Linked DNA regions of Homo sapiens: region 1 is linked to region 2. Evidence: read pairs that join two places in POLR2A ChIA-PET (ENCODE). Cell type or tissue: Panc1. All regions are shown on one strand. Links, peaks and the distances in the headings refer to the core of each region. The heading gives the core; the rest is flanking DNA. Region 1 has its middle 16 kb from the start of ENHO. Region 2 holds the start of IL11RA (interleukin 11 receptor subunit alpha).

Region 1 (15,905 bases), core at 3,166-11,165, 110 kb before region 2:
TTTCTGCCGAGAGATCCGCTGTTAGTCTGATGGGCTTCCCTTTGTGGGTAACCCGACCTTTCTCTCTGGCTGCCCTTAACATTTTTTCCTTCATTTCAACTTTGGTGAATCTGACAATTATGTGTCTTGGAGTTGCTCTTCTCGAGGAGTATCTTTGTGGCGTTCTCTGTATTTCCTGAATTTGAATGTTGGTTTGCCTTACTAGATTGGGGAAGTTCTCCTGGATAATATCCTGCAGAGTGTTTTCCAACTTGGTTCCATTCTCCCCGTCACGTTCATGTACACCAATCAGACGTAAATTTGGTCTTTTCACATAGTCCTATATTTCTTGGAGGCTTTGTTCATTTCTTTTTATTCTTTTTTCCCTAAACTTCTCTTCTCGCTTCATTTCATTCATTTGATCTTCCATCACTGATACCCTTTCTTCCAGTTGATCAAATCGGCTAATGAAGCTTGTGCATTTGCCATGTAGTTCTTGTGCCATGATTTTCAGCTCCATCAGGTCCTTTAAGGACTTCTCTGCATTGGTTATTCTAGTTAGCCATTCGTCTAATCTTTTTTCAAGGTTTTTAACTTCTTTGTGTTGGGTTCGAACTTCCTCCTTTAGCTCGGAGAAGTTTGATCGTCTGTAGCCTTCTTCTCTCAACTCATCAAAGTCATTTTCCATCCAGCTTTGTTCCATTGTTGGTGAGGAGCTGCATTCCTTTGGAGGAGGAGAGGTGCTCTCATTTTTAGAATTTTCAGTTTTTCTGCTCTGTTTTTTCCCCATCTTTGTGGTTTTATCTACCTTTGGTCTTTGATGATGGTGACATACAGATGGGGTTTTGATGTGGATGCCCTTTCTGTTTGTTAGTTTTCCTTCTAACAGTCAGGACCCTCAGCTGCATGTCTGTTGGAGTTTGCTGGAGGTCCACTCCAGACCCTGTTTGCCTGGGTATCAGCAGCGGAGGCTGCAGAACAGCGAATATTGCTGAACAGCGATTATTGGTGAACAGCAAGTGTTGCTGCCTGATCGTTCCTCTGGAAGTTTCGTCTCAGAGGGGTACCCGGCCGTATGAGGTGTCAGTCTGCCCCTACTGATGGGTGCCTCCCAGTTAGGCTACTTGGGGGTCAGGGACCCACTTGAGGAGGCAGTCTATCTGTTCTCAGATCTCAAGCTCTGTGCTGGGAGAACCACTACTCTCTTCAAAGCTGTCAGACAGGGACATTTAAGTCTGCAGAGGTTTCTGCTGCCTTTTGTTCGGCTATGCCCTGCCCCCAGAGGTGGAGTCTACAGAGGCAGGCAGGCCTCCTTGAGCTGCGGTGGGCTCCACCCAGTTCAAGCTTCCCTTCCTGGAAGCTTTGTTTACCTACTCAAGCCTCAGCAATGGCGGGCGCCCCTCCCCCAGCCTGGCTGCTGCATTGCAGTTTGATCTCAGACTGCTGTGCTAGCAATGAGTGAGGCTCTGTGGGCATAGGACCCTCTGAGCCAGGCACGGGATATAATCTCCTGGTGTGCCGTTTGCTAAGACCGTCTGAAAAGCGCAGTATTAGGGTGGGAGTGACCCGATTTTCCAGGTGCCGTTTGTCCCCTCTTCCCTTGGCTAGGAAAGGGAATTCCCTGACCCCTTGCACTTCCCGGGTGAGACGATGCCTTGCCCTGCTTTGGCTCACGCTCGGTGCGCTGCACCCACTGTCCTGCACCCACTGTCCGAAAATCCCCAGTGAGAGGAACCCAGTACCTTAGTTGGAAATGCAGAGATCATGCGTCTTCTGCATCGCTCACACTGGGAGCTGTAGACTGGAGCTGTTCCTATTCGGCCATCTTCCTTTTTTCTTTTATTTATTTATTTATTTTTGAGACAGAGTCTCACTCTGTCTCCCAGGCTGGAGTGCAGTGGCACAATCTCAGCTCATCACAACCTCTGCCTCCTGTGTTTAAGTGATTCTCCTGCCTCAGCCTCCTGAGTAGCTGGGACTACAGGCGTGCACCACCACGCCTGGCTAGTTTTTGTATTTTTTAGTAGAGACAGGGTTTCACCATGCCGGCGAGGCTGGTTTCGAACTCCTGATCCGCCTGCTTCGGCTTCCACAGTGCTGCTATTACAGGCAGGAGCCACTACACCCAGCCCTCTTTTTTCATAGTCGTTTATAAAATAACTTGCCTCTTATAATCAATGGAATCTGAGATTGTTAAGTATAGTAATTTTATCAGTCAGGGTTCTTTTTCACAAATAATAGAATCCATTCTGGATAAAGCAGAAAAAGGATTTGTTAGAAAAGATTATTTAGCTCAAAACTGTTAGGAGGGCTGGGGAAATGGACTTGAGGCTAAGATCCTAGAACAACACCCAAATCATACCACACACCTGATGGGGAAACCACAGCCATTTCCACTCCGAATACTAAGTACCAAGAGTTCAATTTGACTGCCAATTTTACAAGCTCTATGGCCCTTCTGTGATAGGAACTCAATATTGCAACCACTGGGAAACCACTGCTGTTGCCGCTACCACCCCCAAAAGCTGGACACTTGTGTTACTACCGGCAACAGCAGAAATCGAAGCTCTGTGTCTAACCTGCTTCCTACCTATATCAATCAGGATTGGCTAGGTAACACAGTAGTTACAAACAACCTTCAAATCTTACTGACTTAAAACAAGAAAAAATGTATTGCTTCTTCATGCTATAGTTCCAGCATGGGGCAGGGTGGGAGGTGGGGTGGAGAAGTCTGGCTCACTGCGGCCACTCAAGCATCCAGGCTGCTGGAGGCTCCACCATCTTGTGATGATGCTGCCTTCTTGACCTTCCTGACATGAGCTTTCAGGGTTTGCTGTGGCAGGAGAAAAAAGTGAGGAGAAGCATACACTGGCTTCTGCTCACATTGCCTTGATCAAAAGAAACCTCACAGCCATACCTGACATCAAGGGACAGGAGAAGTACAGTCTTTCTGGTACTCAGAAGGAGAGGAGACCCAGAAATATTGGTGAAGTTTAGTGTTTCCCTCACTCATTTTTCTCACTTCCAAATGGAAGTCTCATGTGGGTGAAGTATCATCCCTGTAAACAATTGTATGTGGTGAATTTCAATTCTGACTTACTATACTGAGTAGGCTGGATTTTGAAATGGGAATTTTCCCATATTAAAAAAACTGTATGAAAGGTGAAGGACATCCATGAATACATTTCTACTACCATAATCAATACCAGAATTTTACAGAATCATGCTTCTAGAATCTCTAGGTTTACCAAGATGATTCACGGCCTGAGCACACTTTTGGAGCAATTTCTCTTTTTTAGCTCTATGTCTGGGTCTTTTTCAGTCCATCTGACTATGGCTTGTGGCTTCATAGGAAATCGTAGGCTGGACTAGAAGGGCTGGGATCCTTTCTTCTTCCACCTGCCCTGGAATGATGCCCTTGCTTCGCCCCATTCCAGTCAATGCACTTTACAATGGGAGGCACCATCACATTTGCCTGGCAAGGTGGGGAGAAGAAGGGCTTTCCAATGCCGAATCTTCCAGTGTAAGTCATGATTGCTAGGCTCTCACAGTTTCCTAATCAGGGTATTAACATTAGAGAGCAGCAAATAACCCAGCTCCTGAAATTCAGCAAGGCACATAATTATCTTACTCCTAGTAATCTGAGGTCAAGGCTGAAACAAATTTCCTTACCCAAGTAAAATGCTTACTCTCTTGCCCCCTAACTGTGCACAGACCACCCATTTTGAATAACTCATTTTTGTTGTCTTGACTTTTTATCACCATATTTTCTCTTTGTTTTTTGTTTTGTTTTGTTTTGTTTTTGAGACAGTCTCACTTTGTCACCCAAGCTGGAGTGCAGTGGGGCGATCTCGGCTCGCTGCAACCTCTGCCTCCCGGGTTCAAGCAATTCTTCTGCCTCAGCCCTCCCAAGTAGCTGGGATTATAGGTGCCCGCCAACACGCCAGGCTAATTTTTAAATTTTTAGTAGAGGCAGGGTTTCAACATATTGGCCAGGCTGGTCTGGAACTCCTGACCTCAAGTCATCCACCTGTCTTGGCCTCCAAAAGTGCTGGGATTACAGGCGTGAGCCACTGCACCCGGCCTATTACCATATTTTCAAGTGCTTCAGCTTCAGTCAGCATATGAGCTAAGACATAAGAGACAACAGGTGCTAGTTCAACTAATTGCTTTGCTATGACATAAAAAGGACTTCCGGGTTCCCAGGCTGGGATTAGGAGATTCTTACTGCCCCTCTACACACCTCGACTTAGTTCCTCACTTTAAGTTCTATCATTTAGAATACTTTGGTCCTGATACCTGATTTCCTAACTTGAACTAGTTTAGGCAAAGGGGGCATTTATTTTCAGAAAACTATATTGTTTCATAGAGTCCTAGTGCAAGAATATGGCTGGAACTTGGGAACAACTGGATCTGGCAATCTGAATGTCATCAGGACTCTCTACTGCTCATCTACGTGCCTTTCTGCTTGCTTCCTCTCTCTCCCTCTCTCTTTGTCTGTCCTTCTCTCTCTCCCTCTCGATCTCTCCCTCCTTCCCTCTTTTCCTTCATCCTTCAACCTCCCTCTCTAGTCTACATAATAATAAACCCAGCTCCTGACAATTATCAAACTTTGCAGCTTACAACCCAGGTACCCAAGAAGATGTTGGCTCTTTTTCAGTTCCAGCTCCAGCTTATCCTTCTAAGTTTCAGTTCCATAATTCCTCATGACTTGCTCTCATCAGCCCGGCTTTGGACAGATGCCATTCCCTGCACCAGTAATCTGTTGAGGAGGTCATAAGGCCAGGGCTTCCATGATAACCACAAGAATGGTTCCCACCAGAAGGGGATGCCTTCCAGACATCACATAAAGGAGTCCACCATGCTAACTTTTATGGATGCAGGGTAAAGATAAATCTGCAAAGTAGATAAGGAAGGATATGTCAGAGATGCAGAAGGAAAACTGGGGGAGACCATAATTTTAGGGAAGCCAAGAAAGGACAGAGGTTCGAGAAGGAAGGAAGGGGTCACTACTCCAAAATTTCAAAGACAGTTGAGGTTATTGTAGAAAAGGGACCGTGGGACTTAAGAATAAGGAGGTTCTTGATTATCCTGACAAGGAGTAGTTCCAGTGGGCAGTAGGAAATGGAAATGGGGTATGTAGTGAAAGCCAGAGTTTAGTGGTTTCCAGAGTGAGTAAGAGGTAGATATAGGCTGGGAGCCGTGGCTCATGCCTGTAATCCTAGCACTTTGGAAGGCTGAGGTTGGAGGATCACTTGAGGCCAGGAGTTTGAGACCAGCCTGGGTAACATAGCAAGAACCTGACTCTGCAAAAAATATATATATATAAAAATTAGCCAGGCGTGGTGGTGCACACCTGTAATCCCAGCTACCCAGAAAGCTGATGAGGGAGGATTGCCTGAGCCTAGGAGTTGGTGACTGCAGTGAGCCATGATCATGCCACTGAACTCCAGCCTGGGTGACAGAGTGAGACTCTGTCTAAAAAAAAAAAAAGAAAGAAAGTAGATACAACATAGACGATTCTTTCAAGAGAATTGACTGATTGACTGTGAAAATTAGAAGGAAGGAGAATAGATCAGAAAGACATAGAGTCAGAGGAAGTTTTTTTATTTTAAATAATTTCTTACATGTTTCTGACATGGAATGTTTAAATACTGGTGGGATGGAATCATGAGAAAAGATATAATTGATGATAGCTATTTTTGTTAGCTATCTCCCATCTCCCCTGGGCTGGAAGGGCCAGGAACAGGAGATAAGGCCCAGGCTAAAGGTGTGAACCATTTCAACTTTTTTCCCAAGCCACATTGGAAAGTAGGGCAAAGAGAAGAGGTGCCTGTCCTCAGCACTGGATGAGCCAGGTTGGGGACCAGGGCACACCCAGGGGCCTGGGATCGTGTGGAGAACAAATGGTCCCAAGGCTGGAGCCAGTCCTCCGCAGTGGGGGAAGGGTGGGCACAGAGCAGCTACATCCAGTGACAGGCAGACTTGCCACAGGCTCCGATTTCCCCATCTCAAAACCCTGCCTGTCGCTTCCCTGCCCACCTACTACTCAGTGTCCCTGCCTAGCCGCCACCTGTTGTCTCAGCTCCACTTTCCCACCCCCCGTCACTCCCCAGCCGCTGCCCCTGCCTTCTGCTCTCACCATCCCTGAAGCTGGCTCACCAAGGTCACTTTCACCTCCTTGTCACTTCCAGTGAATACCTTTTAGTCCTGATCTATGTTGACTACTTGGCAGCCTTGAGGCTGTTGGTCCTCTTTTGAAACTCTGTCTTCCCGTGTCCTCCATGAAGCTGTTCTCTCTGGGAACATTTATTCCTCCTCCTAAAACAACAACTCCTTTATTAAGCACCTAGTCTCTGTCGGGGTTTTACATTCATTATAGATAATCCTCACCTGGATGCAAGACGGGTCCATGAGACAGATGAGGAAACTGAGGCTCAAGGTGGTCAAGGGGTTTTTCTAAGGCCCCATGGCAGCAGGTGATAGAGCCTGGATTAGAACCGAAATTTGCTGCACTGCCTTCAACTCCAGCTTGTTGTCTCCCTTACCTCTTGGGCCCCTCCTCGGCTTCTTTGGTGGGCTGTGCTCTCAGCCCCCACCCTCTTCTCCTCACAACTCAAGTGAGCACCTCTGTGTCTGTGGCTTCCATGCCCATTTTTCTTTTTTCTTTTTCTTTCTTTTTTTTTTTTATTTGAGACGGAGTCTCGCTCTGTTGCCCAGGCTGGAGTGCAGTGGCGGGATCTGGGCTCAACCTCCACCTTGGCGGCAACCTCTGCCTCCCAGGTTCAAGCAATTCTTGTGCCTCAGCCTCCCGAGTAGCTGGGATTACAGGCGTGCACCACCACCCCTGGCTAATTTTTGTATTTTTAGTAGAGTCGGGGTTTTACCATGTTGGCCAGGCTGGTCTCAAACTCCTGATCTCAAGTTATCAGCCTGCCTCGGCCTCCCAAAGTGCTGGGACTACAGGTGTGAGCCACTGTGCCCAGCCAGTGCCCATTTTTGTGCTGACAATGCTTTCATACTAACCCAGACCTTACTCCCAAGTCCCAGACTGGTATGCGTTGTTGTTGTGGCTGCTGCTATTGTCATTAAGAACTAAGATTCATGGAGTGTTTATAACATGGCAGGTACCACGCCAGTTTCTTTATATACATTAAATCCTTACAACGGCTGGGCATGGTGGCTCACGCCTGTAATCCCAGCACTGTGGGAGGACAAGGCGAGCAGCTTGAGCCCAGGAGTTTGAGATCAGCCTGGGCAACATGGCAAAATCCCGTCTCTACAAAAAATACAAATATTAGCCAGGCGTGATGGCACACACTTGTAGTCCCAGCTACTTGGGAGGCTGAGGTGGGAGGATCCCTTGAGTCTGGGAGGCGGAGGTTGCAGTGAGCCAAGATTTCACTGCACTCCAGCCTGGCTAAGAGTGAGACCCTGTCTGAAAAATGAAATAAAATAAAAAATAAAAATCCTTACAACAACCCTATGAGGTAGTTACTATTATCAGATTTTCCACTGAAGGAAACTGAGCATTAAAGAGATTAATCAGGCTGGGCGCCATGGCTCAGGCCTGTAATGCTAGCACTTTGGGAGGCCGAGGTGGGCGGATTGCCTGAGCTCAGGAGTTTGAGACCATCCTGGGCTACATGATGAAACCTCGTCTCTACTAAAAATACAAAAAATTAGCTGGGGGTGGTGGCGCACGCCTGTAATCCCAGCTACTTGGGAAGCTGAGGCACGAGAATTACTTCAAACCAGGAAGTGGAGGTTGCCGTGAGCCAAGATTGCACCATTGCACTCCAGCCTGGGTGACAGAGCGAGAAACTGAAAAAAAAAAAAAAAAAAAAAAGAGATTAATAAACTTGTAAATTTGTCCCAAGGTCAACAGGAGCCTAGGTTTGTCTGACCCCAGAGTCATTCTCTTAACTGCTATGCTGATTCAGTGTCCTCTCCCAAGAGGTCTTACACTTGACATGTCTGCATCTGAACTCATCTGTCCATTGCTTCGTATATGACTATAGGCAAGTGAGTGAATGTCTGAGCCATAGTTGTTCCACTTGCCCAAAGCCTGTCCTCCTCCCATGCTGTTTCAATAAACAGTCCTGCTGCCTCCCAGTCAACAGGAGCTGTACAAGACTCTTCCTTTTCCCTTCCCTCCCAACCACTCACTCATCAAGACATGGCGACTGTGTGCTCTAAAAGCCCCATTCTCCCTGCCCTGGGCCTAGTCCTCTCCTGTCCGGACACAGCAAGAGCTGGCTCTCAGGCCTTTCCTATCATTCAAAGAACCTTCCTTAGGCCTGCTCATTTTCTCAGCCACCATGGGTCCCACATTCTCTTCCCGCCTAGCCCTACTCTGCACAGCCCCCAGAGCAGTCTTTCCAACACACAAAGCTCACCAGGTCTCTCCAGCTCCCTGAACCCCTGATTCTGAGCAAAAGCTCCTGAACCTCAGCCTGGCTTTCAAAGCACAGACTGTGTGGTTCCACCTCCCCTGTAGCCACAGCGCCCACCCAACCCTCTCCTGAGCTCAGGAGCACCTGCACCATTGCGGGTCTTCCTGCCCATCCTTCCTCCCGCTCTGCCCTGCATGGGCAGGGGATGTCCTCTGCCTCTCCACAGTCTCAGCCCCACTCCCCATATGTGTTTTTCTAGTGACACTGCCCAGTGGTAGGCGTGCTAAGGTGTGCAAAATCAGTAATGTCTATTTTATAAAAACTATATGGTTGTGCAGTAACGTGAATGTGTTTAATGCCATAGAACTGCACACATAATAATGGTTAAAATGGTGGCTGGGCATGGTGGCTCACACCTGTAATCCCAGCACTTTTGGAGGCCGAGGCAAGAGGATTGCTTGAGCCCAGGAGTTTGAGACCAGCCTAGGCAACACAGGGAGACCCCATCTCTACAGAAAATTTAAAAATCAGCCGGACATGGTGGTGCATGCCTGTTGGGGACCAGCCTCAACACCACCCGTAGGGTACCTGAAGTCTGGTGGCGACAAAGGATTGAGAAGAGACAAGAGTTGAAAGGTGGGGAGCCCCGGGGGCCAGCTGCAAAATGGAGGCTGCAAAAGGCTCAGTGCTCTGGTCTCCACACTGTTGAGTACGATCACTTAGATCTGAGAAGCAGATGTTCAGGGCGAAACAGTGAAAGGGAGGCTATGCGTCATAGACGTAATCTATAGTAATAGCGGTTTAAATGAATCTCCTTTGTGCTCAAACAGCATATCTTTAACTTATCAGAGAGTAGCTAGTGGGAGTGGCTTAACTAGGAGCCTGCACATCTGTTCACCTTCCAGTGTTTCAAAGGAGTGTCTTTCTCCTTGAACAGTGTTTACAAATAAGAGAGTGTGTCTTGCTCTGAGCAGGGCAACATGATGGCAATTAGGAGGCTTTCCTTCTGAGAGGCCTTTTGTGGCTTTCCACAACTTATTGTCCCATATTTTTATGGCTAGTCTATGCAGGCACCCCATAAGCCTTTTTCCCAACACATGCCTGTAGTCCCAGCTACTCAGGAGGCTGAGGTGGGAGGATTGCTTGAGTCCAGGAGGTTGAGGCTGCAGTGAGCCATGATTGCACCACTGCACTCCATCCTGGGCAACAGAGCGAGGCCCTGTCTCAAAAAAAAAAAAAGGGGGTTAAAATGGTAAAACAAAACTAAATATAAATGCCTCCCTCAGGGTTCTAGTCCCTGGAGCGAGTAGATAGGTCATGATTGGGCCCTCTCCTCACCCCATCTTCCCCAGCTTACAGAGGGCCTGGGTATTTTATGCTGTGATCCCCATGGGCTCTGCTGAGATGCCCCTGTTGGGAGATCAATGTCCAGGAGCCTCCCTTCCTAAGCCCACCCTGCTCCCACTCCTGGGGTACAATTAGGGAGTATTAGTGGGTCCCCCCTGCCCATGCAACCACAGACTCAGTCTTTTAGTGTGTGTGTCGGGGGGTCTGGATTGCTTCACCTCCTCTCCCTTCGCCTTAGCATAGTCCTCTCAAGAAGTTTAGGTTTCCAGAAGGTCAGGGTCAGGAAGATGGCTGTGGTTGACTTCAGCTTTGGGCCTGAGATCCTCCCTACAAGAGACAAGGAGAAAAAAAAAAAAAGCCTGACCAGACCTTCTGCACGAGACAGGAAAGGGAAGATTGTGACTGGAGCAAAACTCAGTTAACATCCTTGTGAGTCATCCTGGCACACCAGCTCCTGCAGCAGGCAGTCCAGCCCCTTGAGGGCAGAAATCAAAAGGTGTCCTTCCCTGCATATGCAGACACACACTGACAAACATGCATACATACAACCCACAAAGCAGAGACACATACATACAAGCAAAGATGTATGTACAGACAAGCCTACCCACAGACACAGGCCTGCACATAAAAACACATCCACACAGAAACACACATGATTACACCAACTACACACATACCACATGGCCGGGAAAACACATGAAGAGATTCACAGGCCTCCATCTCTCCCTTTCTTTCACACACACACACACACACACGCAAAGATAAGCCTACCCAGAGTCACTAGTAGGTGTCAACAAATGTGTTCTAGACCAATGACTAAAGGAAGAAGTCAGAGAAGTCAGAGATAGACACAGATCAGTTTTCTAGAGATTGGAAGAATGTGTGTATATGGAGGAGGACAGACTGGTGGGAGAGAAAGCCAGGTAAACATAGGGAAGGGAGAGATCCTAGCGCCAAGAAAGGAGGGTCTTGGGTAATTATCAGGCGCCAACCTCTCGCCCAGCCCTCCTTGATTCATCTATGCATTAACAGTTACTGAGCTGAGTCCTCTGTTGGGCCCCAGGCCTATCCTCACATATGCACAGCCGGGGAGGAAGAGAGACCTGTCCATGAGGAACTATCACACAGACTGGCATGTGCCACGTTGGGGGATGCACAGCCCAGCCCCACTCTGGGCAGCAGTGGAGGGCAGATGTCAGGGAAACGTGAGTGAAATGTTGAACATGTAGGAGTTGGCTGGATGAAGGGGATGGATGGGGAGGTCACCTTGGGCCAAGGAAACAGGTGTAAACATTCGTTTCCTTTTGCTGCTGTAACAAATTACCATAAATGTAGTGGCTTCAATACAAAAATTAGCCGGGCACCTGTAGTCCCAGCTACTTGGGAGGCTGAGTCAGGAGAATCGCTTGAACCTGGGAGGCGGAGGTTGCAGTGAGCTGAGATCGTGCCACTGCACTCCAGCCAGGGTGACAGAGAGAGACTCAGTCTCAAAAACGAAAACAGAAAAACAAAAAACTACACAGATTTATTTGCTTACAATTGACTGTTCAGAGGTCTGAAATCAGTTTTTGTGGGCTAAAGTCAATGTGTTGGCAGAGCTGGTTCCTTCTGTAGGCTCCAAGAGGAGAATGCATTTCCTTGCCTTTTCAGTATCTAATGGCTGCCTGCATTCCTTGGCTTGTGGACCAGTACTCCATCCTCAAAGCACAGCACTCCAGTCTCTGCTTCCATCATTCCACTGCTGTCTTCCCTGACTCCTCCTGCCTCCCTCTCTCCTGTTGGAATCATTGCGATTATATCACCACACCTCAGATAATCCAGGATAGTCTTCTCAAGATCCTTGACCACATCTGCAAAGTCTCTTTTGCCATATAAGGTAACATTCACAGGTTCTGGGAATTAGGATGTGGACATCTTGGGGGCCATTATTCAGCCTACCACGAGGGGAGTGGCATATTATCTCACAGTCTTTAAAATGCCCTCCAATTTTGTTATTACCAGGCTGAAGATAAGGAATTGGAGGCTCATAGAAGTTAAGTGATTTGCCTTAGACAGGCAGACAGGTAGATAAATGATAAATGTTTTCTAAAATAGACAAAAGAATACAAAGAAAAATGCAACAAAGCACTCAAAACCTCACCACCCAGAAATGATCAGTATTACGTTTTGTAACCATATACATAATACATAAAATTGAGGAGAGAGGTTAGAGAGAGAGCCAGTCAGGTAGAAAAAATATCTAAGAATGGGACTGTTCTCATAGTCCTAATGGGATATACTATAGAAACTATTTTTTTAGGCCAGGTGCAGTGGCTCACGACTGTAATCCCAGCACTTTGGGAGGCCGAGGCGGGCGGATCACGAGGTCAGGAGATCGAGACCATCCTGGCTAACACGGTGAAACCCTGTCTCTACTAAAAATACAAAAAAATTAGCCGGGCGCGATGGCGGGCACCTGTTGTCCCAGCTACTCGGGAGGATGAGGCAGGAGAATGGCATGAACCCAGGAGGCGGAGCTTGCAGTGAGCCGAGATCACGCCACTGCACTCCAGCCTGGGCGACAGAGTGAGACTCTGTCTCAAAAAAAAAAAAAAAGAAAAAGAAACTATTTTTTTAACCAAAAGTAGAAAATGTACGTTTACTTGAGTTTAATAGAGAAAAAAAGAAACTGAAGCGAAAATGGAATAGCTGAAATATTTCTTCACCTTAAAAGAGTAGTCATTCCTAAAAGACCTCTCTCAAGAGCCATTTCAATTAAGAGATTGGGCCAGGCGCAGTGGCTCACGCCTGTAATCCCAACACTTTAGGAGACCTAGGCAGCAGGATCACTTGAGCCCAGGAGTTCGAGACCAGTCTGGGCAACATGGAGAGACCCTGTCTTTACAAAAATTTAAAAATTAGCCAGGCATGGTGGCACATGCCTGTGGTCCCAGCTACTCGAAGGCTGAGGTGGAAGGATTGCTTGAGACCAGGAGGTCGAGGCTGCAGTGAGCTGTGATAGCACCATGTCACTCCAGCCAGAACAACAGAGCAAGACCCTGCCTCAAAAAAAAAAAAAAAAAAAAAAAAAGAAAAGAAAAGGAGGTTGGAGTAGGATTTTACCATTATATTCTAGTTTTATCCCTTTATTGACTTAGCTATGAACGAAGATGTGATTAGTACTTCTGCTTTCCTTGCTACCTCACCTCTCCATTCCAGACTGTGCATATAACTTTCGACTCCCCTGACATTACTAATAGCCCACTGTTGACGAGAAGCCTTATTAATAACATAAACAATTGATTTGCACATATTTTTTATGTTATATATATTATATACTGTATTCTTAAAGCTAGAGAAAAGAAAATATTAAGAAAATGATAAGGAAGAAATAATTTATTAATATTTACTATTCATTAAGTGGAAGTGGATCATCATAAAGGTCTTCATCCTCGTCTTCATGTTGAGGAGGCTGAGGAGGAGGAGGAAAAGGAGGGGTTGGTCTTGCTGCCTCAGGGGTGGCAGAGGCAGAAGAGGGAGAGGAAGGCAGGAGAGGCAGGCACTCTTGGTGTAACTTTTATTGATTTTACTTAATCTGTGAATAAGTGGACCTGCACAGTTCAAACTCGTGTTGTTCAAAGGTCAACTGTATTTACAGTGTTTTGCAACGAAAATTCCCACAGTGTCATCTTCGCTGAAATTGAATTAAGGTTAATTCCTACGTGGAATTAATGTCCCCACCAGTTCTTTACCATGAATTTCCCTTCCTCAGCTCCTGACCTTGACTAATCTCTTGGCTGAATGGATTTTGTCTTTTCTGGAAAGGTTCATGAGTACACCATCCCCCAAATTTATGATTGAGATCACCCACTCTGTTGGTTACGGTTTAGGGTGACACTTTTTCCCCTCAGAACTCTGTAGATATTGCTTCATTGTCTTCACTTGTCAAATGCTACCTTGGAGAAATCTGAGACCAGACTGAATATCCCCCCTTGTAAATAAATGACTTGCTTCTTCTGTCTAGGTGCCTTAAGTATTCTTACTTTAGCCCCAAAGTTTGGTAACTAAACCAATGTATCTTTTTTCTTTTTTAGACGGAAGGGTCTCACTATGTTGCCCAGGCTGGCCTCAAACTCCTGTGCTCAAGTGATCCTCCCGCCTAAGTCTCCCAAAGTGGTGGCATTACAGATGTGAGCCACCTCACCCAGCCAAATCAATGTGTCTTAATATCAATTACTCTGTGTCAACTTTTCTGGTATACAGTATGCCCCTTTCAATCTGAATATTCAGTTCTTTCATTTCAGGGGAAGATTTCTGTATTTTGTACCTTAATATCATTTTAAGTTCCATTTTTGGAACCCCTACTTTAGGGCTGTTAATAGTTGAGCTTATGGTAGCTTGTCTTTGTCCTATTACCTTCTCTCCAATTGCTTTAGTAGCTTTATCTTTTCCCACGACATTTACTCTTAATATCTCAAGCCTTTCCTATTACTTTGATTTTTAACCACTATTTAATGGTTAAAGCCTATTAATATCTATTATATTAATATTGATTGTTTCTCTGTTTCTAGTTTATTACATCTTTAAAAATAAGATTTCAGTCCTCTTTTACTTGCTTCTCTAATATCCCTTTCATCTAATTCATTGTTTTATCATCTTGCCTGAGTTCTTTGTTCTCCTGATTTCATGCTATTAAAAAGGCCTTCTATAAAAGGAAAGATTTGCCAGGACTCTGCTTTTATTCCTTTGGGTGTGTTTTCTTCTAGATCGGGGTCTTCATCGGTTGTTGTTTTCTTTTCATCATCTTTCTTGCTCCCTTCCTTCTTTCTCTCCCTCCTCCTTTCCTTTCTTCCATCGTCTCTCCTTCCTGCCTCCATTTTGACCGTGGTCTTGGTGTCTAAAGGCCATGCCATTTCCTTTCCTCTTACTCCTCTCTGCCATGGCCCATGTTTAGCCGACCTCTCCTTGCCCTGGTGTGCAGGCCCTGGAGCCCCTTCCCATCTTGTCTGGGCCCATTTGTCTCCCCTGGAGCCTATGGTTTGCACGCTGGCTGTTGCTTTCAAACTGTGCCCACCTCTGCCCCCGTGACGTCTATGGCCTGAGGGTGCCTGGCTAGGGCTGCCTGCTGCCCTTGATGGGGCCTAAGTGCTGTCCCTCCTCTGAGGCCCTGTTAGACATCTTGTTCCAACTGGTGGGCGGGGCATAACCCATTCCTGTAGGCACTGGTTTGTCCCCGCCAACCCCTGTCCCATCCCCTGGAAGACACCAAGCCATGGCAGCTCTCCTTGCTTCTACTGAGGTCTCATGGAGAAACACAAGGTCTTCTCCTTACAAAGGCTTTTTCCCAGACTTTTCCTAAGCCTGCCTACGCACCCAGTAGTCCACTTCTCTTAGATGACAGGATATTGTGTTTCATGGACTCACCTTTTTGGGAATGGGGTTAGGAGACATACTACTCACTCACTGCACCAGAATCTTCTGTTGTTTCTTTGCATGTCACATTTTAAGGTTTATAAAAAGGATTTCCTTGTTTGCTTGGACTTAGTGAGTTTGTAGTAGCGTTGTTGTTTTTGTTTGTTTTGGCTTGTGTTCATTTTATTAGAGGGAGGTGGGGTGGGGGGCTTCTGTGACGGTGTTACTTTGTCTCATTAACTCAGTGGTCCCCACCTTGCTTTGTCCATACCTCTCCCCTTGGACCGGCCCCTCTGGCAGCCCCAGCCCCCAGCACTTTCAAGTTCCTGGGATGAGACAAGGGCCCATAGAATTAGGCCTCAGCGCACAGTGGGTTTCAGTCCAAGGAAGAGAGGGAATAAGCAGGAAGCATTTCATGGAGACAGAGTCAGAGGGAACTCAAATGCTTCTCAGGAGGGCATCTGGGCAGAAACACAGCATGAACCAAGGCATGGATGTAGGAGAGGATGGGAACAATTACTGGGGAGCAGGAGGAGTCCAGCTGGAGGAGTGCCAGCTGGAGAAGCCAGGGAGAGGCTGGAGTGGTGGGCAGGCAGGGTCCAGGCAGGGGCTGCCCTTGCTATGACCAAAGCACTTAGCTCTTGGGTCTGGAATCTCAGGGATACTAATGGTGGGCGGGGCAGGTGTAGTAGGGAAGCCTGGTTCCCATTTCTCCTCCCCATCCTCAGCCCCTCCCAGAGACCTTCCTCTGAGTGCTACTCTCCCAGTGCCCCCTTGTCCTGGTAATGCCCA
Region 2 (8,000 bases), core at 1-8,000:
GTGGTAGAGGTGGTGAGAAGACATCAGATCCTGGGCACATTCTTTTCTTCTGCTTCCCTTGCCTATTTGCTGACCACACTCCGGCTCCTATGTCACCTTGATGACTTCCTATCCATTCTGTCTTCCTAGGAACGTCTGGTCCTAACCAGTGAGCACTGGTTAGTACTGGTCCCCTTCTGGGCAACATGGCCCTACCAGACACTGCTGCTGCCCCGTCGGCATGTGCGGCGGCTACCTGAGCTGACCCCTGCTGAGCGTGATGGTCAGTCTCCCAAGTAGGATCCTGGGGCTAGGCACTGGATGGAGGTTGCTCCCAGTAGGGTCAGCATCTGGACCCCAGGCTGAGAGTCAGGCTCTGATTCCAGATCTAGCCTCCATCATGAAGAAGCTCTTGACCAAGTATGACAACCTCTTTGAGACGTCCTTTCCCTACTCCATGGGCTGGCATGGTGAGGCTTTTCAAGTACCTATATTTAGCCCCAACACCATTTCTGGGCTCCTGGGGCTCAGCCTAGTGAACTGCAACCTCAAAGGAGCAAGCCTTGAAACAGTTGCTGGGGGAAGTGGCCAGAGTAGAGATGCTGGGACTGAGGGTGGAGCAGCAAACTTGGTGAAACTACATCTCCAATGTGCTTTCTAATCTCCTGCCAGCTCTTCTCAAGCAGGGGATCCTGGGAGATGTAGTTTTCAGATACCTGGTTGGGTTTGGGAGTAGGTGCTAACCTGGATAACTGTAAAAGGGCTCTCTCTCCCCACTGTCTCTCTTCTTTCTGTCAGGGGCTCCCACAGGATCAGAGGCTGGGGCCAACTGGAACCATTGGCAGCTGCACGCTCATTACTACCCTCCGCTCCTGCGCTCTGCCACTGTCCGGAAATTCATGGTTGGCTACGAAATGCTTGCTCAGGCTCAGAGGGACCTCACCCCTGAGCAGGTCAGGACTCAGAACAGTCTGGCGTCTCCAGACTCTCACATGCAGTATGTGCAGGCACCTGATACTTCTGTTGCCCTTGTGCTCCAGTCATTGCACAAGGCAGAAAACAGCTCTGGCAGGAAGGGACTGCCAAAGTTAGGAGCCCTAGGGCCTGGAAGGAGAGTATGGTCCTCAGATCCCCCTTCTCTCCTGCTTCCTCCAGGGAACCCAACAGTCATGACCCTGATAGTTTCCCATAACAACCTGGGCATTCCTTGGGACTCAGGAGCTGCTAAACTCTTTCATCCCCTGGTGGCTTCAGCAGTCCTTATCACCAGCCTCACAATCCCACAGGCCCACCCCCAGTGGGCCTGTGGCATTCATATTTCATATTCATATTTCAAACCACAATATCCAGCAAAATGTCTCCTGAGCACCCAGAACTCCATACCATCGGCCGGGTGTGGTGGCTCATGCCTTAATCCCAGCACTTTGGGAGGTCAAGATGGGAGGATTGCTTGAGCCCAGAAGTTCGAGACTAGCCTGGGAAACATAGGAAGCCCTCGTCTCTACAAAAAAAATTTAAAAAGTTAGCCAGGTATGGTGGCATATACTTGTGGTCCCAGATACTTGGGAGGCTGAGATAGGATCACTTGGGCCCAGGAGTTTGAGGCTGCAGTGAGCCATCATCATGGCATCATTGCATTCCAGCCTGGGCAACAGAGCAAGACCTCGTCTCAAAAAAAAAAAAAAAATGAAGTCCATGCCACCATTCTTGGCAGCCCAGCCCTTATCCTCCTTAATTGCTCCCTGTCCCTTTTCCAGGCTGCAGAGAGACTAAGGGCACTTCCTGAGGTTCATTACCACCTGGGGCAGAAGGACAGGGAGACAGCAACCATCGCCTGACCACGCCGACCACAGGGCCTTGAATCCTTTTTTGTTTTCAACAGTCTTGCTGAATTAAGCAGAAAGGGCCTTGAATCCTGGCCTGGAATTTGGGCAGATATAGCATTAATAAAACTGTGCATCTCAAACTTTTATCACATACTCTAATATCAGAGGAGTGTGAACCTTCAGAGATCTAGGGTTAAAAGCTAAAGGCATAGCTCCAGCTACAACTTTTCTTTGTCTACAGATGTGTAAAATCTTGATGCAAAAATCTACCCCAAATTTCTGAACAAAATTAATATTCAGTATTATATCTAGCCTATAGATTCTCTTACTCTTGGTGTAATGACAGCATTCCCAGTTTAGGAAACTGTTTTAAAATCTTGTGTCTTGGTTGTGGCTGAGGCTTTGGGAAGGCCAGAGCCCCCTTTGCCACCACCCCTAGGGTGTCAGCTCCAAGCCTGGGCCTGAGGGTTTGATGGGGAGCGGGTGAGCTGGATCCTGATCCCAGTGGTCAGTGGCCAGATCCTGGGCTGCTGGCCAGAACCCTGGCTTTGTGAGTGGCTGCAGCTTGGCTCTGCTCCAGCCCACAGGGGCTAAAGGGGCGGGTAGGGAGTGTGTAGGGAGCGTGTACGTGGCTTTGTGTCCTTGGCTCCTCCAGACTCTCACATGTGCGGGCACCATATACTTCTGCTGCCCTTGTGCCCCAATCATTGCACAAACAGAAACAGCTCTGACAGAGAAGGGACTGCTAGAGTTAGGAACCCTAGGGCCTGGAAGGAAGGTATGGCTCTCAGAGTGACCTGGGGTCTATTCAGTCCCCTCTGGACCTGTTTCCCTGGCAACGCTGTGGGAACAACAGTCTATGCAACACAGGAGACCTGATGCCACTGGTGTCCTCCAAATTTTAAGGCGAAGGCAGGCATTGTGAATGATGCAGGGATGGCCAGAATGGTTTTTGCCTTCGTTCTTTCCCCAGGGGAACCAAGCCTGTGGGTGGGGAAATCACACTAAGGCTGGACAGTGACTGAATCTGGCCCAGGAGAAACTTGGCTGCCTGCCTTCCAGACCAGGGTTTTTCTTCCCTGAGATCCTGGAGGGGAAGTACCTGGAACTTGGGAGTGTTGCCCTGGTCTGGAAGATCTGATAGACATAGTATGCACACATTTCCCTCGAGCTTCCCATGACTGGGGAGTAGATGAGAACCCTGAGTGGGTGGCTGGTTTCTTGAGGCATACATATACCCGACACACCTTACACCTCTGATTTGGCTGCATTTTGGAATCATCTGGGAAGTTTTAAACAATACTGGTGCCTAGGTCCAACCTCCAGAGACTCTGATTTAATTGGTATGGGGTGGGGTTTTGCAGTTTTCAAACCACAATATCCAGCAAAGTTTGAGAACCACTGCCCTACACAGCCCTCCTTCTTCTTTATCTTATCTGGAGTCAGGGGCACCTTCAGCTTCTCCAATCACCTGGCCAGTGGCTCTTGTTTCCAGTCCTGCTGTTCCAGGGTGGATAGGCCTTCAGGCGGAGACCCAGGAATCCAGCTCCAGACTCTGTCCCAAGCAGCCTCTTCAGTCCGGGACGGGACAGGAAGTGTCCGGCGGAGGTGGGGGTGGAGGTGATTGGCAGTTGGAGTCTCCAATGGGCCAGGAGCCCCCCTATTTCACTCCTCTCCTTCCATTGGCGCCTGGGCGGAGCCACCCCCGCTGCGGGGGCCCAGGGCGGGAGGGAGTAGAGGCCGGGGCAGAGGGCGAGGGCGAGGGCAGAGGGCGCTGGCGGCAGCGGCCGCGGAAGGTGAGGCCTGGTGTAGACGCCAAAGTCTTGTCAGGAGTGGGCGGGGCAGGGTGATGTATGATCTGAAAGGCCGGGAGTGACTAACGACTGTCAGTGTGTATGTGCCTGTGAGGCTGTGTCTGTGTGACAGTATCATTGTGTGCGATTCTGAGTGTCACTTGGTGCAGCTGTCAGCTAATGTGACTGCGTGTGTCAGTGTGCATGGAGCTGGAGGTGCATGTGGCTGTGCAAGTGTGGGATTATGTGTGTATCTGTCAATGCACATTTTTGGTGGGACTGGGTTGTGTGTTTGTGTGAGAGGGACTGTGACCACATGAGGGAATGTGTTTTGGGAAGGTCTCTGTGGGGTTTGAGACCATGTCTGCCAGCGTGAGAGTGGGTGGCTGGCTTTGTGTGTGCCAATGTGTGACTTCAGCAGTAGCAGAGCAAAAGTGAGGTTTGTGACTATGTGTGTGTCCTGGGTCCTAACTTAAACCGTGTGGGAGTACAGCTGTATTCATGTATTGGGGGACCTACCTCAAGAGCCCATGGGACTGACCTTTCTCTTAAGTGTCCAGCATTGACAGACACACCCACAACACACGTGGCTTCCCCTCCTTCCTCTGCTCAAGAATCCCCAGCATCAGGTCTACTGCTCCTTATTTTCTGTTTCCCTGCTTGGCTCAGTTTCCCTTACGTGCCGTTTTCTGTCCCTATTGCTGTCTTACTAGAGATACCTCTGTGTGTTTCTTCACAGCTTTGTTCCCCTGGTCTCTCTGTGTGGGTGCATTTCCAGTTTTGCCTTTCCTTTCTCTCTGTCTCTCTCTGTGCCCCTATGCCTGCCTTCCCTGCTGATCTTGATCTCTGGCTAGTTGGGGGCCTGTAACAGTGATGAGATGCGGGTCTGCCCCGGCTAAGAGCTCCCTGAGAGAGGGGGCTTAGACCATGATGAAGAGTTGCTTTTAGGCGGTGCTGTGAGCCCTGGTAGGGGCTGTGTGCGTGTGTGACTGCGTGAGTGTATGAATATGTGTAAGTGTGTCTGAGTCTGAGGCGGTGTGGCTGTGCCCGTGTGACTGTGAGTGACCGCATGTGAGAGTGTATGAGTCTGAGGGTAACTGTGGGTCTTGTGTATCTGGCACCAAGGGACCAAAGGCATTTCCTGGTGCTGGGGCCCAAAGAATGGAGGGGGAGGTGAGAAATGGCTGGAACTTCCAGGGGAGGGGGAACTGGACTCTTTGGCCTCTCCTTATATCCCCCAACCTGGGGCCTCCCTTCCCCTGGAAGCACAGCCAGCTGTACCCTAAGGAAACATTTGGTGAGGAGTGAAAAGAGGGGGAGTTTGTATCTGATTTTTCATTTGATTGTGTCCACGTGTGTTCAAAGGCATGCCCTTTTGTTAACTGTGCCTCTTGAGTCTGTGTGTGAATGTGACTGTGTCTGGCTGTGTGAAAACACAGGGCATCTCTCACTGACAGGGACATAAGTATTAGCCACCCTCCTTTCCCTCTTGCTGGCCTTGGCTGTGTCTGTGGCTTCCTTTCCAGACTTGGGGGAGGCCTCTTCCCTTCCCAGGGCCTTGGGTGGGAGGGAAGGAGGGAGGAGGCAGGAGCAGGGAGGGGGCCTGGCTAGGGGCGGCAGAGCTCCAGGGCTTAGAGGGGGCGGGGCAGGGAAGGGGAAGGAGGGGATGGCTCTGGGGTCCCAGAACTGAGTGGAGTAGGAGACGGGGGCTGTAGCTGGTGAGAGGAAGTCCTAGAGGCTATGGACACTCTGCTGCTGGGATCACCGAGGTAGGGTGGGGCTAAGCAGGGTAAGTGTGGCTGGGTGGCCAGGGGTGAGCCAACTGGACACACTCAGACAGACACACAGACAGGTGGAGGCCCTGCTCTGCTCTACTCCTACTCCTGAAGGGTCCGTGCTCTTCCTCTTCTGGTCTTGTTCCCAGAGCCCTTTCCCCGCCTGCCCCTTCGTTCTCCATCCACTTCACCACTGCCTTCCTCCTTCTGCTCCCCCTTGTCCAGAATCTCTCTCTCCTAGCATCCCCCACCTGCCATATAGACACACTGTTAGCTTTTTGAGTTTCCGCTGACCCCAATCCAGTCTTTCCAACACTTCCCACACTGCCCCATCACCTCCTAGTCCTGATCTCTGAGTATCTCTTGGTGCTGTGGCCCCCATGCCTGTCCCTGCAGGCTCCCAGTTCCTCTCAGCCTCTCATCCCCTTCCCTCCCCTCCCCTCCCCGCCACCCTGTCTCCATTTCCATCTGCTGGCTCCTCGCCCACCCCCAGCCTCTGGCAGCAGCCAGGGCATCTGGATCTGCTTAACTACACAGCCCCAGCCTGCACCCTAGCCCCATCCAGCTTCACAAACTGGAGACCAACGAAGTGTCAAGAGCCAGGCCCAGCTGAGTGGCCCAAGTAGCCAGACCAAGGAGCCAGGTTCAGGCGAGAAGCCTGGCAGCCAGGGCAGGGGTGGGCCTCAGGGTGGGAGTGCAGGATGGGCTCAGATCCATGATGACACCCTTCCCCCAGGGTGATAAGGTCTGCCTAGGTTAATCAGAGGCAGTGATAAGCCCTGGACCAGGTGGGGGTAAATACCAGAATTCCCAACAGCTGGACTGGAGGGGTTAATGGGAGTGGCTGAGCTGGTGCCAGTGCTTGGTGCCAGGGGTGGGCGCCAAGGGCAGTGGAGGGGGAGTTGCTGGCACAGTCTGTTGCCTCCGGCTTTTGTTCTGGGCCCTAAGCCCAGGACTGAGATGGAGGGTGTGAGGGGGTGTGTGTGTCCGTGTGTGTGTGTGTGTGTGTGTGCGCGCGCACGCACATGCAAAGCACTGGGTATACAGTGGGAAAGGGGACCTCAGGTCAGTTCCCGCAGTGATTTCTAACAGCCTTACCCCACTTGGTGCATCAATTTTTCTCCTAGGAAGCCTCAGTTTTGGAGAGGAAGAGCCAGGCTTTAGCCTCCCATCTCAGGGGTCGGGGATTTTTGACTCTACCTCTCCCCACAGATGAGCAGCAGCTGCTCAGGGCTGAGCAGGGTCCTGGTGGCCGTGGCTACAGCCCTGGTGTCTGCCTCCTCCCCCTGCCCCCAGGCCTGGGGCCCCCCAGGTGAGAAGAACCCTGCTCTACAACCTCCCAACTCTGACTTGTGACTTGCCACCCTCACTGTGGCCCCTTCCCATGCCTAACTTGTGACACCACCCCTGCTCCTGTCATCCAACCTGGGTCCTCTCTCTACCCTGTTCTCTGACCTCTGTCTCCAGATTATAACATGATGCTTTGATCCAGTGAGCCCCCCACCACCCAGGTTTTAACAGTCTGCTTCTTATCTGTCATTCTCACAAAGTGGGGAGGGGGGTAAAGGAAGAGCCTTACCTCAGAAGTGCCCTCCACAGGGGTCCAGTATGGGCAGCCAGGCAGGTCCGTGAAGCTGTGTTGTCCTGGAGTGACTGCCGGGTAAGTGCCCCACCTGCCTGTTGGTCTGACACTCATGACCCTTTCTTGACTCTGCCTAGTCCTCATGTCCCGCCCCTCCCATCCTTGCCCGCTCTGTCCGTAATCCTCACCTCTCTATCTGTCCTAACCGTCTAACTATCCTTATTCAACAGAAAATTCAACTGGTATGTTTTGAGCATCTGCCAAGTGCCAGGTCTATTCTAGGCTCTGGGATACAGCAGTGCTAATGCCAGGCAAGGTGCCTGCCTTCAAAGAGCTTACATCTTAGTGGGGAAGACAATAAGCAAAGGAGAATCTTGCCAGATAGTAATACCTGCAGGGCAGAAAAACCAAAGTGAGGGATGTCGAAGAGGACAACTGAGTGGTTACTTTTTTTTTTTTTTTTTCCGAGAGTCTCACTCTGTTGCCCAGGCTGGAGTGCAGTGGTGCAATCTGGGCTCACTGCAACCTCTGCCTCCTGGGTTCAAGCAATTCTCCTGCCTCAGCCTCCCAAGTAGCTGGGATTACAGGTATGCGCCACCAGGCCCGGCTAATTTTTTTTTGTATTTTTAGTAGAGACGGGGTTTTACCATGTTGGTCAGGCTTTGAACTCCTGACTTCAAGTAATCCACCCACCTCAGCCTCCCAAAGTGCTAGATTACAGGCGTGAGCCACCGTGCCTGGCCCGTGGTTACCTTTTAATTGGTAGTTAGGAAAGGTCTCTCTGAGGAGATGGTGTTGAAGCTGATTTCTGAAGGTCAGGAAGGAGGCAGCCATGCACACATTAAGGTATAAGCGCTCGTGACAGAGGGAGCAGCTAGTGCAAAATGTCCTGAGGTGGGAATGAGCTCAATACCCCCGAGGAATAGAAAGAAGACCAATGTAGCTGGAGTTTTCAGTGGGTGAGGGGGAGAGAGATAGGAGCTGAAGAAGGAAAGGAAGGCAAGGGCTGGCTCACAAGGGGCTTTGAAAGCCAGTAAAAGGAATT

The links. Peaks named below come from ENCODE experiments on the same cell type or tissue, not always from the same donor. Only the 100,000 strongest peaks of a DNase experiment are listed, where the experiment ranks them.
Region 1: POLR2A ChIA-PET joins it to region 2 with 21 read pairs; 2 of 35 experiments call an interaction of 5 or more read pairs at or near these places.

The regions. Positions count from the first base shown.
Region 1 is chr9:34,530,895-34,546,799 of GRCh38, forward strand. No RefSeq gene overlaps it. Among named protein-coding and RNA genes, the nearest start is that of ENHO, 16 kb to the left of the region's middle. RefSeq lists an enhancer at 15,903-15,905. In Panc1, for the core only: no CTCF peak of the experiment used is centred there; no DNase peak of the experiment used is centred there; H3K27me3 peaks cover 894 bases.
Region 2 is chr9:34,648,633-34,656,632 of GRCh38, forward strand. It overlaps GALT (galactose-1-phosphate uridylyltransferase), which reads left to right. Exons shown (of 11, transcript NM_000155.4): 8 at 130-262; 9 at 366-449; 10 at 778-932; 11 at 1,737-2,403. The coding sequence ends at 1,817. IL11RA (interleukin 11 receptor subunit alpha) reads left to right here and starts at 3,553. Exons shown (of 13, transcript NM_001142784.3): 1 at 3,553-3,601; 2 at 6,586-6,685; 3 at 6,973-7,033. The coding sequence starts at 6,586. RefSeq lists a silencer at 3,509-3,608 and an enhancer at 6,190-6,805. In Panc1, for the core only: no CTCF peak of the experiment used is centred there; a DNase peak (open chromatin) is centred at 3,579; H3K4me3 peaks cover 1,618 bases; H3K27ac peaks cover 2,611 bases.